2 separate regions of the Homo sapiens genome follow, and region 2 is linked to region 1. Evidence: read pairs that join two places in POLR2A ChIA-PET (ENCODE). Cell type or tissue: Panc1. All regions are shown on one strand. Each heading gives the region's core, and the rest is flanking DNA. Links, peaks and the distances in the headings are about the cores only.

Region 1 (7,533 bases), core at 2,474-7,473:
TTTTAATAAACGTTCACTCCTGCTCTAAAACTGGCCTCAGTCTCTCCTCCTGCCTTATGTCCCGCAGTCAACTTCTTTTTGTCTGAGGAGGCAAGAATTGAGGTTGCTGCAGACTCATATGGATTTGCCATGGGGAACAAGACCCCACAGGTTAAGGGTTTCAATCCCATAAGACTGCCCCCACTTCAGATGCAGGTCACAAGTCCTGGGGTGTCCCAAAGCCACGTACACTTTTGCCCATCAGGGTATAAATTTGGGGCTTCCCATGACACTCCCTCTCCCTCTCCAAGGTTTGATAATTTCCTAGAATGACTCAAAGAACACAGGAAAGTGCTATATTTATAGCTACAGCTTTTATTGTAAAAGATACAACTCAGGAACAATCAAGTGGAGCATGCATAGGGTAAGATCTGGAGGGGGTGGGGGAAACAGGAGACTGTCCCTGTGGAGTCCAGGTGTGCCATCCTCCCAGTACATCAATATGTTCACCAACCAGGAAGCGACCCAATCCTCGATGTACAGTTCTTATTGAGGTTTCATTACATTGGCATGCTTGATTAAATCATTAGGCAAGTGATAAAATTCAACCTACAGTTTCTCCATCTCTTCTGTGGTGGTGGGGGGAAGCGGGGCAGGAAATTAACATTCCACTTCCATGATTATATGGTCAATTTTCTGGTGACCAGCCCCAATCCTGAAGATATCTAGGGGCCCAAATAGGAGTCACCTTATTAGCATAACAAAAACATCATTCAGGAAATGCCAAGGTTTTTTGAAGTTCTATGCCAGAAACCAAGAAAAAAGACCAGATATATTTTTTATTCTACTGCAGCCTTCAGATATATTCTTTGCATATATAATGTGTAAAGTAGTTCTAATTGTTCTCAGGGAAGGATTGGTCAGAAATGCCTAGGCCACCATAACCAGAAGCAAAATTCTCTTGCTAATCAATAAATCATATTAAATGAAAAAAGAAACAGCAAGAGAAAGAAGAGAATAAGAGAATGAAACACTGGAACAATAAAAAAGTGAATGAAACTGTAGGTAAAAAGAAAATAAACCATGAAGTGAGAAATGATTCTTTTAAAAGGAGAGAAAATGACAGCGGTGGAACAGTACTCTTGAGGCAAAGGTAAAACATTCAACATTTTTCATGATTACAGTTCTGCACCTTGCAAACTTCACTTTCCGCCTCTTTGAGGTCCCATCTTCCTTCGCAACCTAGGTAAGCCATCCAGTGAAATGTTTTTTGGCGATGGCAATGTTCTAAATCTGTGCTGTGCAGTATGGTAGTCACTAGCCACAGGTGGCTACTGGGCACTTGAAATGGGACTAGTGTAACTGAGGAGCTGCATTTAAACTTTCCATTTAATTGATAATTAACTTAAAATTTTTAAAATTGCACGTGGCTTCCATGTTGACAGTGCAATCTTAGAGGTTTCATCTTGTGACACAAGTTAGGAGCTTCTGAAGAAAGAACAGAGCCTCCACCACACCCAAATTCCCATAGCACCTTTCCCAGCTTAACACCACATAGCAAGGGCTGGAACTCTAGAATTGCAGAAATGTGACTAACATTTCCTTTGATATAGCTCAGGGTCTCTGCCTAAGTGTTACAACTCACAATTATGAATGAAAACATGATTTCTTTTTTCCAAAAGAGAAGCCAGGGGAAAAAGTTTTATATAATAACTAGAACAGACATATACAGAACAGTAACACCATCACTATTTGGAGAGATGAAAATGTCCTATATAGTGACTGGGTGTTGTTACATGGAGTAGATCCCTTTTTCAAAATTGGAGAGCTAAGATGTGTTCATTTCAATGTGTGTAAAGTTTATGTTCCAAAAAAATTGCAAAAAATAACCCCAGTGGGGATGGGGTGGAGAGTTGTTAGGTATAGTTGAAATAATAATGACAAAATACTGAGAATTGTTGAAGCTCGGTAATGGGTATATAGGGATTTATTATATCATTATGTTCCTTTTTATATGTTGAAATTTTTCCAAATAAAAAATCTTTAAAAATATGTATTCTCCAAATTAACACATACATATAGAAAAAAAGTGGCAGAAAGACACATTACAAAATGGAAAGAGTAAGTCTTATTTTTAAGACACCACGTGTATTTATTATTTCATGTTTTTAAAGGGTGATATATTCAAGCATTTTCTAAATGAAAATTCACATTTTTCCATCCCTCTCCCCATCTACTCAGTTCTACCTGCTGATACCTGTTCAGAATTTGTATGTAAGTATAAACAAATATTACTTACAATCTTATTTTCTCCTTTTCTACTCCTAAAGTAACATACTATACTATTGTTGTGCACCTTGCTTGCCATTTAACAACATATTTTAGAGATCTTGCCACATCAGTACATACAGGGCACATTCATTTTTAAGCTGCATAGTATTACATTGTATGCATGCACCAAAGTTTATTAAATAAATCTCCTATGGATACACCTTTGGGTAATTTCCAATCTTTTGCTGTGACAAAAAATGCTGCACAAAGTCTGTGAGCCTACTTTGGCTCAGGAGGCTTCCCAATTAAAACTATTTAATTAAAAAGAAAAAATGTTGCAATAAAACATCTTCATAAATCATACACATTTGTTTAATGAACACATTTCATGTATGAAGTACACAAATGTATTTGCAGGATAAATTCCCAGAAGTGGATTTCTGGGTCAAAGAACTACAATTTTGTACATTTTGTAACTTTAATGAATATTACCAATTGCCATCCACAAGAGGTGTGCCAGTTTACAGAATTCAAAATTACAAAATTCCTACCAGCAATGAGAATATGTACACAGATAACTTTAAGAGACTTACCAAGACTGGCTTGACTTGTACAACTTTGTTTAATGTGTTTAGCAAGGTAAACTAATAGATTTGAAACTAAGCCAACTTATTAGGCCAACTGATCAAATACGACATGAGAAAAAAAAACATGCTCTTTTCCTGCAGCTTTCCTATTTAAATGTCACTCACACTCAGTTTTTAGGAATTTCACCCACCTATTGCAGGAGCTAAGTTATTCCTGTCTTAATGCCCAGTGAAGTTTCTGCACGTTTGAGAATCTACTTAGTATTCCCGATTGCTCAGAATTCAGTGATGTACTGATTGGTATTAGTGGAGATAATTTGGTTTTAATTCTCTCATAAACTTCAACTTGGCTACTTTATTTTTTTTTTTAAGGAAAACCACAAAAAATACTCTCTAAAATGTGGTAATACAGTACCTGTACTTTTAACAGGGTACCTAAAATTGTGGATTGATATGACTTTGAAATAAAGATCAATCTGTACTAATGAGGTGTCAACATTATAATATTATAATCCAATAATATAATTCAGTGCCTAATAATACTAGCCTTAGAGGAAGGCTGTCTGAGTTCAGATGTTGCTTGGGTACTTACTTAGGCGACCCTTTGCAAGTGGATTGCTTGCAATTTATTTACCTTCACAAAACTTCAATTCCTTGGTAGCGTTGACATGAAGATTAAATAAAATAATCTGATAAACATGCACCACTGCTAGGAGCATCATCGTCATTGACAAATGATCCCTCCAGTGAGGGCTCACAGATTATTTGTCATAGTTTTTCATGACAAAGATTCTGATTCCTACTAATTGAGAACATCAAGAAAATGTTCTCCGGATATTTACTTAGAAGCACTGATATGAAATATGGTGCTTATACATAATTGTTTAAAGACAGAGTGAAAAGAACATGGGCTTTGGAGTTGAACAGGGTCGTGGTCTTGAATACTGGCTCTGCCACTCAGCAGCAAGACACCGTGGCCAAATAGCAATCCCTCTGAGTCTCTTATCTTTATTTTTATTTATTTATTTAGAGATAGAGTCTCACTCTGTCGCCCAGGCTGGAATGCAGTGGCGAGATATTGTCTCACTGCAGCCTCCTCCCCTGGGTTCGGGTGATTCTCATGGCTCAGCCTCCTGAGTAGCTGGGATTACAGGCACCTGCCACCTCACCTGGCTAATTTTTGTATTTTCAGTAGAGATGGGGTTTCACCATGTTGGCCAGCCTGGTCTTGAACTCCTAACCTCAAGTGATCTGCCCATCTTGGCCTCCGTGAGTGCTGGGATTACAGGCGTGTGCCACCATGCCCAGCCTCTTTCCTTATCTTTAAATGGGCATAGCATCACCTATTTTCCATGGTTAGTGTGAGGATTAAATGAGATAATGTGTGTAAAGCGTCTGGTGCAAGCTAAGCACCAATAAATGAGAACTGTCATTAGTTATTAAAGCAATACATCTAATGGTATTAATTCAATTAGCGTTTATCAATTGTGCTATGCCCAACACTGCTCTAGGGAAGCTGCTGGGAATACAAAAAATGCAAATATTCTCTGTGTGTATAACACATATCTCAATAAATACAGAATACACGTGACATACAAAAACATCTTCCACATCCCATACAAGCACTGATATAGTCTGAAACGGGGATGAGATTCAATAGAATGCCTGTTTATCTCTTTTTGGGAAGAACTTACACTGTCCCGAAGCTTAGAGTGGCTAATTATGGTTTGAAGTGATACAAGTCACCTGTACCATACTGTATTTTTTCATTCTGATTGTTTAGGAATCAAAATAAATGGGAATGTGTCTTACCATTTCAGCATTATTATTATGCTCCACATACCTTTAAAACAAGTCTTTTGGTGAATGATAAAAGCCTGACAAATGTAGTGCACACACAACCACAGACCAATACTGATAATATCAATGCAAAAATCCTAATGAAATATTCATTGGAATTGGGCAATATATTAATAATATATTACAACCAAATAAAACTAACTCATAGAGTGTAACTGTGATTCAGTGTTAAAACTGTTTTAAACACCACATTAATATGGTGGAAGAGAAAAATAATGATTTGCTCAATAAGCGCTGAGAGTCACTTGACAATTCAATATGCATTCCTGAACTAAAGAGATGAAACCCACAAATCTCAGTTAACTGGAATAGATGACCTTTTCCTTTACACGATGATCAAAAGCCAGCATCATGTTTCAAGGCAAAATAGGAAAAATGTTCCCAGGAATACCGAGCAAAAAAATATTATATAACATAGTTTTGGATGTTTAACTTAACGTAGACTATTAAGAGAACTATATAAGATGTATGAAAATGAGAAGAGGTAAAATGATCTTTATTTGCAATTTATATAATTGTGCACTTGAAAACTCCAAAGAACAACCAGAAAACTATTAAAATTCATAAAATAATTAGATAAGGCACTGGTTACAATATTTGTAATTCAAATCAGGATGTTTCCTATGTACAATCAGAAAACATAATGGAGGTAAACATTTCATTCACAAAAGCATTAACAGATGACATGCTTTGGAATAAACACTAAGAGACCTACCTGAAGAAAATTTGAAAATGCCACTGAAATACAAAACACTCGCATATACATGGATAGGAAGATTCAAAATTATAAAGATGTCACTTCTCCCTAAATTAATCTAGAGACTCAGTATGATTTCAATCCAAATGCCAACTCTCTGGGGGGCTGATATGAAATTGTCATACAACTTGAATAATAAACATGAGAATACAGTTGGCCCTTTGGTAAAAGATTGTCATAAAATCATTCAAAATACAACTTGAATATAACTGTGAGAATATAGTCAGCCCTTCATATCCATGGGTTCTGCATCCATGGATTCAACAAAGGAGGGATAAAAAATACTTCAAAAAGACTGTGTCTGTACTGAACATGTACAGACTTTTAAAAATGTCATTATTTCCTAAACAATACAGTATAACTATTTACATAGTATTAGATAGTCTCATCTAAGTAATCTAGAGATGATTTAAAACATACAGGAGGATGTGCATAGGTTATATGTGAATTCTATACCATTTTATACCAGGGACTTGAGCGTCTGTGGATTTTGGTATATGAGAGAGGTCCTAGGACCGGTTCCCCACAGACCAAGGGATGAGAGTACTTTGGAAAAACCTGAGACAGAAGAATGAGACCAGCCCTACCAGTTATTAAATTTCGAAACTACAGTTAACCAAAATAGCTTGGTACTGAACAGAAATAGAAATATCAGTGGCATTTCAAATCAGTGGGGGAAAAGGATGATTCAAAATTGTTGTGAAAATTTGCTAATTATTTGTGGGGAAATTGCATTCTGACATCATCACTTACATTTTTTTTTTGAGATGGAGTCTCACTGTCTCGCCCAGGCTGGAGTGCAATGGCACGATCTCGGCTTGCTGCAGCCTCCGCCTCAGCCTCCCAAGTAGCTGGGATTACAGGCACCCGCCATCATGCCCAGCTAATTTTTGTACTTTTGTAGAGATGGGGTTTCACCATGTTGGCCAGCCTGGCCTCAGGTGATCCGCCCGCCTCCGCCTCCCAAAGTGCTGGGATTACTGGCGTGACCCACTGTGCCCGGCCATCACCACTTACTTTAAAATGAATAATAGATGAAGCAAATTTCAAATATTAAAATATAATAAATTACTAGAAGAAAAACATATTTTTAGAATCTGAGAGTGGGTAAGGCCTTCTTAAGCCTAACCGAAAACAGAAGTCATAAAGAAAAAAACCCAAATAAATCTGGCTTCATAACGGGTTAAAATTTACCATACTATGAAAATAAATAAACGGCTATACAAACAAATGACAAACTGAGAAAAACTACAGCAGTACACATGAAGGGTTAATTTCCTAAATATACAATAAACTCCCACAAAATCACAATACAAATATAATCTAAGAGAAAAGTGGCAAAAGATATAAACAGGAAGCTTAATAGAAAAAGAAAGTTGTTCAACCTCACTCATAATTACATACAAAACTAGAAGCTGGGCATGGTGGCTCATGCCTATAATGGAAGCACTTTGGGAGGCCGAGGTGGGAAGATTGCTTGAGCCCAGGAGTTCAAGATCAACCTGGGCAACAAAGTGAACACCACCCCCCACAACCTCTGCCCTGTATGTATAGAAAAATTTAAAAATTAGCCAGGCAGGAGGATCCCTTGGGCCAGGCCAGGGAGGTTGAGGCTACAATGAGGCATGATAGCACCATCGCACTCCAGCCTGGGCGATACAGTGAGATCCTGGCTCAAAAAACAAACCAACCAACAAACAAAAATGAGAACAACCTAGAAGCTATTTTTTCACAGAGAAGATTAGTAACAATGAATATTATTACTAATAAGATGACTTTTTTTTGAGACAGGGTCTCGCTCTGTCCCCCAGGCTAGAGTGCAGTGGTGCTGTCATGGCTCACTACAGCCTCAACCTCCTGGGCTCAAGCAATCCTCCTGCCTCAGCCTCCCGAGTAGCTGGGACTTACAGGTGTGCGCCACCACGCCCGGCTAATTTTTCTATTTTTTGTAAAGACGGGGGTCTACCTATGCTATTCAGGCTGGTCTCGAACTCCTGGGCTTAAGCAATCCACTCTCCTTAGCCTGCCAAAGTGTTGGGATTACAGACTTGAGCCACTGTGCTTGGCAAGGCTACTCTT
Region 2 (7,637 bases), core at 1,422-6,421, 520 kb before region 1:
GTAGAATGACATTCCAAGTGCCAAAGGAAAAATCTTTCAATCAAGAATTCTGTTTTTCCACTAGAACTGCAAAAATGAAAGCACAATAAAGATATTCCCAGTTAAACAAAGACTGAGAGAATTCATTATTAGCTGACCTGCCACTGGAAAAATATTAAAGGATGTATTTCAGGGTGAAAGGAAATAAAACTAGATGAGACTGTGGATCTGTAGAAAGAAATGAAGAGCACTCAAAAGGATATCTGTGGGTAAATGTAAAAGACTATATAAACGTGTTATCTTCCATTCTAATTTTGTTTGAAGACATTAGATTATATAAAGCATTAATTATTGTACTATGTTGTTGGATTTATAACAATAGAGAGATATATTATAAAGGAGAGAGGAAGAAACAAAGTATTGTAGCAATATTTCTATATTTTCTTAGAATTAAGTCAGTATTACCTCAGGTAATGATATTAGATATTAGATGGTTATAAATTAAGATGCAGATTGTAATCTACAGAGCAACCACTAAGAAAATAACTCAAAAATACAGTAAGATAGCAGAGGAATCAAAGCAGAATACTTAAAAAAAATGTTTAGCACAAAAGCCGTAAGGGAAGAACAGATTTTAAAAATAAGACATAGAAACAAAATGGCATACCTTAATCCAGCCATGCTGATAATAATATTAAATATGAATAAAAACTACAATCAAAAGGCAGTGATTGTCAAAATGGATAAAAAAGCAAGATTCAATTGTACACTATCTACAAGAGATACTTCATACAAAAAGACAAAAGTTGGAAGTAAAAGGATGAAAAAGAGAGTACCATGCAAATACTGGCAATAAGAGAGCTTGAGTGCCTACATCAATATCTGAGAAAATAAAATTTAAGACAAGAAATATTATTAGAGAGAAGAAATGATATTACAGTATCATAAAGGGTCAATACATTAGGAATATATAATAATTACAAGTGTGATGGTACCTAATAGTAGAGTCTCAAAATTATGAAGCAAAAATTGATATAATTGAAAGAAGAAACAGATTATTCAGACTTAACAATTATAGTTAGAGAGTTCAATAACCCATTTTTAATAACTGATAGGACAACTATTCAGAAAATTAACAAGGAAATAGAAGACATGAACAACACTATCAACCAACTTGACTAACTGACATTTATAGAATACTTTACCCTCAAGTAATGAATACACATTTTTTCAAAAGCACATGGAACTTTCTCCAGGTTAGACCATATACTAGACCATAAAACTAATTTTTAATATATTTAAAAGAATTTAAATCACTCAGAGTATGTTCTCCAGCCACAAAGGAATTAAATTAGAAACAAAAATAAGTTTGGGAAATCCTCAAATTTTAGAAATTAACACATTTCTAAATAACTATGAGTTGAAGAGAAAAATTACAATGGAAATTAGAAAGATTTTGAACTGAATGAAACAAAAATAAACTATGTATTTACACATGTCTATACACATCCACATTAACCGGATTAAGCTAAAGCAGGACCTAGAAAAGTAGAGTGTTCTCAAAACAATAATTTAAGCTTCCATCTTAAGAAATTAGAGAGAGAGGCAAATTAAACCTTAAAAGGAAAGAAATAAAGACTAAAGCAGAAATCAATTGACTAGCAAAGAGAAAAATAATAGAGAACATCAAAGAAACAAAAAGGTGATTCTTAAAAAAGATTGCAAAATTGATAAACTTTTAGCTAAACTGACCAAGAAAAAAGACAGAAAACACAAATTAACAATCAAGAATCTAAGAGCAGCCGTCATTGCTGACCCATCAGAAATTAAAAGAATGATAAGTGAATATTTTAAACAACTTTATGTCAACAAATCAGACAACTTAGATGGAATGGAAAAAATCCTAGAAAAAGATAAATTACCAAAACTACCTTCAGAGAATACTGAAAATCTGAATAGACCTATGCATTAGTCCACTGTCACAGTCTAATAAAGACATGCCTGAGACTGGGTAATTGATAAAGGAAAGAGATTTAGTTGACTTACAGTTCAGTATGGCTGGGGAGGCCTCAGGAAACATATAATCATGGCGGAAGGTGAAGGGGAAGCAAGATACCCTCTTCACAAAGCGGCAGGAAGGAGAAGTGCCAGCAGGGGAAATACAAGACACTTATAAAACCATCAGATCTCATGAGACTCACTCATTTTCATGACAACAGCATGGGGGAGACTGCCCCCAAGATTCAATTAACCTCCACTTGGTCCTGCCCTTGACATATGAGGAGTATAAGGATTAAATTCAAAGTGAGATTTGGGTGGGGACACAGAGCCAAACCATATCAACCTACAACATGAAACATATCATACCATATCAACCTATAATATTTTGGTCCTGAGACCAAATCCTTTGGACAGTGCCTGGAGAGAGCCTCAGGCCACAGTCATGTTTATCTGAAATACAGGGCCTACCTCCAGGCTCCTCTCCACCCTGTCCTGTGCAGAGCTACGCAGTGCGCTGAGGGGCCAGGGCTTCAGAAAGCCCAGAGCATGTGACCTGGTTGGCAGAGGTACCAGGGTCATTGGTGCCAGCCCAATTCAGTGTACTGGATCATTAGTAGAAACAAAGCACCATTCTACTGAGAGCCAAGACCGCCTGCCAAGTACCAGTGCGAAGGCTGCCTCGTCACCACAGCTGTGAATCAAGAGTAGGCTGTGCTTGCTACTGATGCCAGCCTGGGGCATTTTCCCAGCCCCACAGTGCCTTTCTGAAGTGGGAGAAGGAGAAGCAGAGGGTTAGACTCTCCTTGGTGCCTGAACAGTGCCTCTGATGGAAGAACGTAGCTCAGTGATATTCCCAAGGAGGTTTATTGGTTCATTATCAGTAGGACTCTCCAAGGAAAGGGAACAGCTGAACCATATGGAGCAACTGCAGGCTCATGTAATAGAAGCAGCATTGAACTTAGAGTTTGAGTCCTGTATTCTAGTCTAGAACTTACCTCCAGCTAGCTGTGTGGACTTAACCATATCACTTTACCTCTCTGGGCTGCCTTGCACCTTGAAATTATGTGATTCCTTCTCTCACTCTGGGAACTAGAAGGCCAGGTCAGTGTGGCTCAGTCCTGGTCTAATTGGATGGATGGAGAGAAGGTAGCAGAGGTGGGCCCAGCAAGCCTGAGAATTCATCTTACTCCCTGACAGAGCTCAGAGTTCTGAGAAGAATGTGGTCACGCAGAAGACTCTCTGTAGGCCACATCAGGACCAGGCTTCTTGGAAAGCTGTACTCCTCCTGCCTTTCAACATCTTAACACACTCAGCTCCTCCATTATACACACTTACCTGAACCCAGCTTGTCTGTATGGGTTTAGCATTCTCTCTTGTCCTTCCCAGTCTACCCTCTACATTCTAAAAAGAGAGTCTCCCACCCAGACGATCTCCTTGCAGTCACTTTTCAATGCACCAGAACAGCTTCCTTAGTTGGAACAGTGAACAGTGTGTTTTCAAACAAAAGGGGCTCACTGCCCAATGTGCTAGAAGCCAATGCTATGACACTGTGTTTCTGAGAAAAGAAAAGCTTTATACTGCAAGCTGCTTCACAAGGAGACTAGAACATCGAGCTCAAATCTGTCTTCTTGTGCTGGCTCCAAAGCAGTATTTTTATTAGAAAAGATTCAGAGGCTGTATTCTGAGATCAGTAGGTGATTGGTGGAGGAAAGAGGAGGTCTAGAAAGTCCTTGGGCATGCGTTTTTATCTCTCCATGCCTCCTCATGGGTCCCCTATGCAAATTTCAGGAGAATTAATATGAAACATGTGGTGGAAATTCAGGCTGTGTCATCAGCAAGCTCGTCCTGCACAGACTCCAATTGGCCGTGTTGGTTACAACTGATTTCAGCCAGTTTTTAAAAAATCTCATAGGCAGAGGGAGTTTCAGTGTTTCAGCAAGTTATTTTTTTACCTGCAATGCTGCGAACTCAAGTTTCTGTTAGTCATTGGTTTCTTTAACTATTTGGGGCACAGTTTCAACAGCCCCCTGAAAATGGCCCAATTCAGGGGACAGCATCAGAGGGCATCCTGTGTGGAGTGTCTGCAATGTGAGATGCCATGGACCATGCCTTCCCCCATAAGACTGATTCCTGCTCTAGGCCTGACCCTGCCCTGGCATTCCCCTGCCTCCCTGGCTGCTCTTTCATAGTCTCATCATGCTTTCTCCCTGGGTTTACACCTAATTATTGGTGTTCTTCTCATCTCACTCTATACACTGCTCCTGGTTCACATTTGCTGTTCTAGTCTCCTTGTGAATCAGCTTGCAGTATAAAGCATGTATAAAGGAGTATAAAGCATGTATAAAGGAGTATAAAGCTGTACTCCTCCTGCCTTTCAACATCTCAACACACTCAACTCCTCCATTATACACACATACCAGAACCTGGCTTGTCCATATGGGTTTAGCGTTCTCTCTTGTCCTTCCCAGTCTACCTTCTACATTCTAAAAAGAGAGTCACCCACCCGGACGTCTCCTTGCAGTCACAGGCATGGGAGGAAGCATGGAGACTTTATGTCTCCATCTCTATGTCACTTCCTCCCATGTCTGTGTCTTCACCCTGGCCTCCTTGGGCTTCTTGACAACGCATGGTAGAGGAGAGATGGGTCTGCTCTCACTCTCAGCTCCACCAGGTCTTCCCCAGGGGCCTCTGCTTCTGCACTCTGCGGATACTGGATACCCACTCTGCCAGCGCAGGAAGCCTGCTGAGTAACTCTGTTGCTTACAATAGTTCCTGCCTCCCCATTGCTCCCAGAAAAATGCCAAGAAAGCCAGCAAAGCCCTGGTTACCTCTAGCGTGGTTAGACAAGCCCTTCAGGATGCAGCCCTGGACTGGGACTGACAGGTCTCCCATTTGGAACCGAGGCCCTTAGCCTTGTTTGGCCTCTCAATGCTCGCCCACTGCAGGTCTCCCCCAGGGACGAGGAGCAGCTCAACAGCAGGGGCGAGGTCAAGCCACATTCATTGTCATGTATCCTAGGTGCCCAGCACAGCTTCTGACCCACAGGAGGTGTTGATTAATGTTTGTGGAACAAAAGTGTGGATGAAAGCAAATCTTGGATTCAGAATATATTCCTGTCCCCTTTAGTCCCTTTGAATGGTCAGAATAGGCTTGTGTTTTGTGGCTCTGTGAAGGGTTGCTTACTCAACAGCCATTTGCTGGCAGATAAAACTGGCTCGGTCACTGCTCCAAAAGCATCCAGGGTGTTTGGCTCTGTAGGTGGCATTATGCCTTCCAGATAGAAATTGCAAGCACACAGGGTGGCCCTCATAGGGGCCATGAACATTGTGGTTAAAACCTGTGAGAGAAAACAGGTGCACACCCTTTTGCTAAGCAAAAGAATCAGTGCAATTCATAGAACGTGCCTGCTGTACACAATTATTACAACTTTAAAAACATCACCAACCCAAGCTGCACTCAGTTGGTGTAAAGTCTCTGGAAATGTTAGAGAATGTGGGGTTGAGATTCCCACATAAACCCTATATGATGTTTACCATGATCTATTATTTCATTTGCTAGAAATATAAAACAAATCAGTTATTTACAAAGCTGATTTTTTTTTTTTTTGCTAGGAATTGGTCACTGTATTTGCAGAAACAGAACTTTCCTTAGCTGAAATCACAGAGCTATATATTACTTTGGATGGCATATCATGGGAATGTGCACAATAATAACCCATGAAGTCCTCATTGAACTCTATCCACCAATTATCAGCCCTGCTATTTCTAAACTGCTTTATAAACAGTGGGGTGTTTTGTGATATATTTATTATAACGAGTTTAAGTCATAAAAATATAAGGAAAACACTTTAAAATCTTCCCAAATATCATCATCAGTTTCAACAATCATTTTGTAAATCTTATCGTGATAAAATATGTACAACAAAATATACCATTTAAACCATTTATAGATGTACAGTTTGGTGGTATTAAGTACATTCTCCATGTTGCACAACCATCACCATCATCCATTTTCAGTATGTTTTCAACAAGCCAACAGAAACTATGTAATCATTAAACAATAACTTCCCAGTCCCTCCTCCATCCAGCCTCTGGCAACCTCTATTCCACTTTCTATCTCTATGAATTTGTCTATTCCAGGTATCTGAAATAAGTGGACTCATACAATATTCATCCTTTTGTATCTAGCTTATTTCACTTAGAATAATGTTTTCAAGTTTCATCGTGTTGTGGCATGTATCAATATTTTCTTCCTTTTTCAGGCGAAATAATATTCCACTGTACAGATATCCCACGTTTTGTTTATCCATTCATCTGTTTATGGAATTTAGGTTATTTCCACCCTTTGGCTATTGTGAATAATGTTGCTATAAACATTGGTGTACAAATAGCTGTTGAAGGTCCTGTTTTCTTTCGGGTACATACCCAGCAGAGGAACTGTTGGATCATATTATAATTTTTTAACTTTTCGAGGAATCACCAAACTTTTTTCCACTTTAGCTGTGCCATTTTACATTCCTACTGGCAATGCACAGGGCTCCAATTTCTTCATACCCTCACCAACACTTGTTATTTTTTAACAATAACAGCTATCCTAATGGGTGTGAAGTGGCATCTTGTTGTGGTTTAGATTTATATTTCCCTAATGACAAATAATGTTAAGCACTTTTCATGCACTTATTGTGCATTTGTATGTTTTCTTTAGAGAAATGTCTACTCAAGTCTTTTGCCCATTTTGGAATTGGCTTGTTTTTTATTGTTGAATTGTAGTTCCTATATTCTGAATAGTGATCCTTTAGCAGATATATGATTTACAACTCTATTCTCATTCCATGGATTGTCTTTTTATTCTCTTAATAGTTTCTTTTGTTGCACAAATTTTTTAATTTTGATGAAGTTCATCTATTTTTTTCTTTTATTGCCTATGGTTTTGGAGTTATAACCAAAAAACCATTGCTAAAACCAGTGTCATGAAGATTTTCTCCTATGTTTTTGTCTAGGAGTTTTATAGTTTTAGTCATTAAATTTAGGCCTTTGATCCATTTTGAGTTCATTTTTGTATACGGTGTTCAGTAAGGATCCAATTTCATTCTTTTGCATGTGAATAATCCAATTATCCCAGTACTATTTGTTGAAAAGACTGTCTTTTCCCCCAGTGAATGGTTTTGGTAGTCATCAAAATCAAATGACGATATACGTGAGGTTTTTTTTTTTTTCTGGGCTCTTTATTCCATTCCGCTGGTCTATAGTTCAGTCTTCATGCCAGTTCTACACTGTTTTGATTACTGTAACTTTATAGTAAGTTTTGAAATCAGGAAGTATGAGTCCTCCAACTTTGTTCTTCATTTTCAGGGTTGTTTTGACTTTATTGTTTTATATGGAATTCTTGGAGATTTCATATAAACTTTAGGGTAAGCTTTTCTAGCTCTGCAAAAAAACAGCACCTAGATTTTAATAGGATTGCATTGAATCTGTAGATCACTTTGGGAAATATTGATATCTTAATGTCTTTCAATCATTAACATAGGATGTCTTTCCAGTTATGCCTTCTTTAATTTCATTCAGCAATGTTTTATAGTTTTTGGTGTACAAGTCTTTGCCTTTTTGGTTAAATTTATTTCTAAGGGTTTTTTATGTGCTTGTAAATTAAATTTTTTA

Evidence for each region. ChIA-PET counts read pairs that join two places held together with the same protein. Peaks named below come from ENCODE experiments on the same cell type or tissue, not always from the same donor. Only the 100,000 strongest peaks of a DNase experiment are listed, where the experiment ranks them.
Region 2: POLR2A ChIA-PET joins it to region 1 with 11 read pairs; 2 of 35 experiments call an interaction of 5 or more read pairs at or near these places.

What each region holds. Positions count from the first base shown.
Region 1 is chr1:231,323,569-231,331,101 of GRCh38, forward strand. No RefSeq gene overlaps it. Among named protein-coding and RNA genes, the nearest start is that of EXOC8, 11 kb to the right of the region's middle. In Panc1, for the core only: no CTCF peak of the experiment used is centred there; no DNase peak of the experiment used is centred there.
Region 2 is chr1:230,804,621-230,812,257 of GRCh38, forward strand. It overlaps LOC124904546 (a long non-coding RNA gene), which reads right to left and starts at 2,496. Exons shown (of 2, transcript XR_007066937.1): 1 at 2,449-2,496. In Panc1, for the core only: no CTCF peak of the experiment used is centred there; no DNase peak of the experiment used is centred there.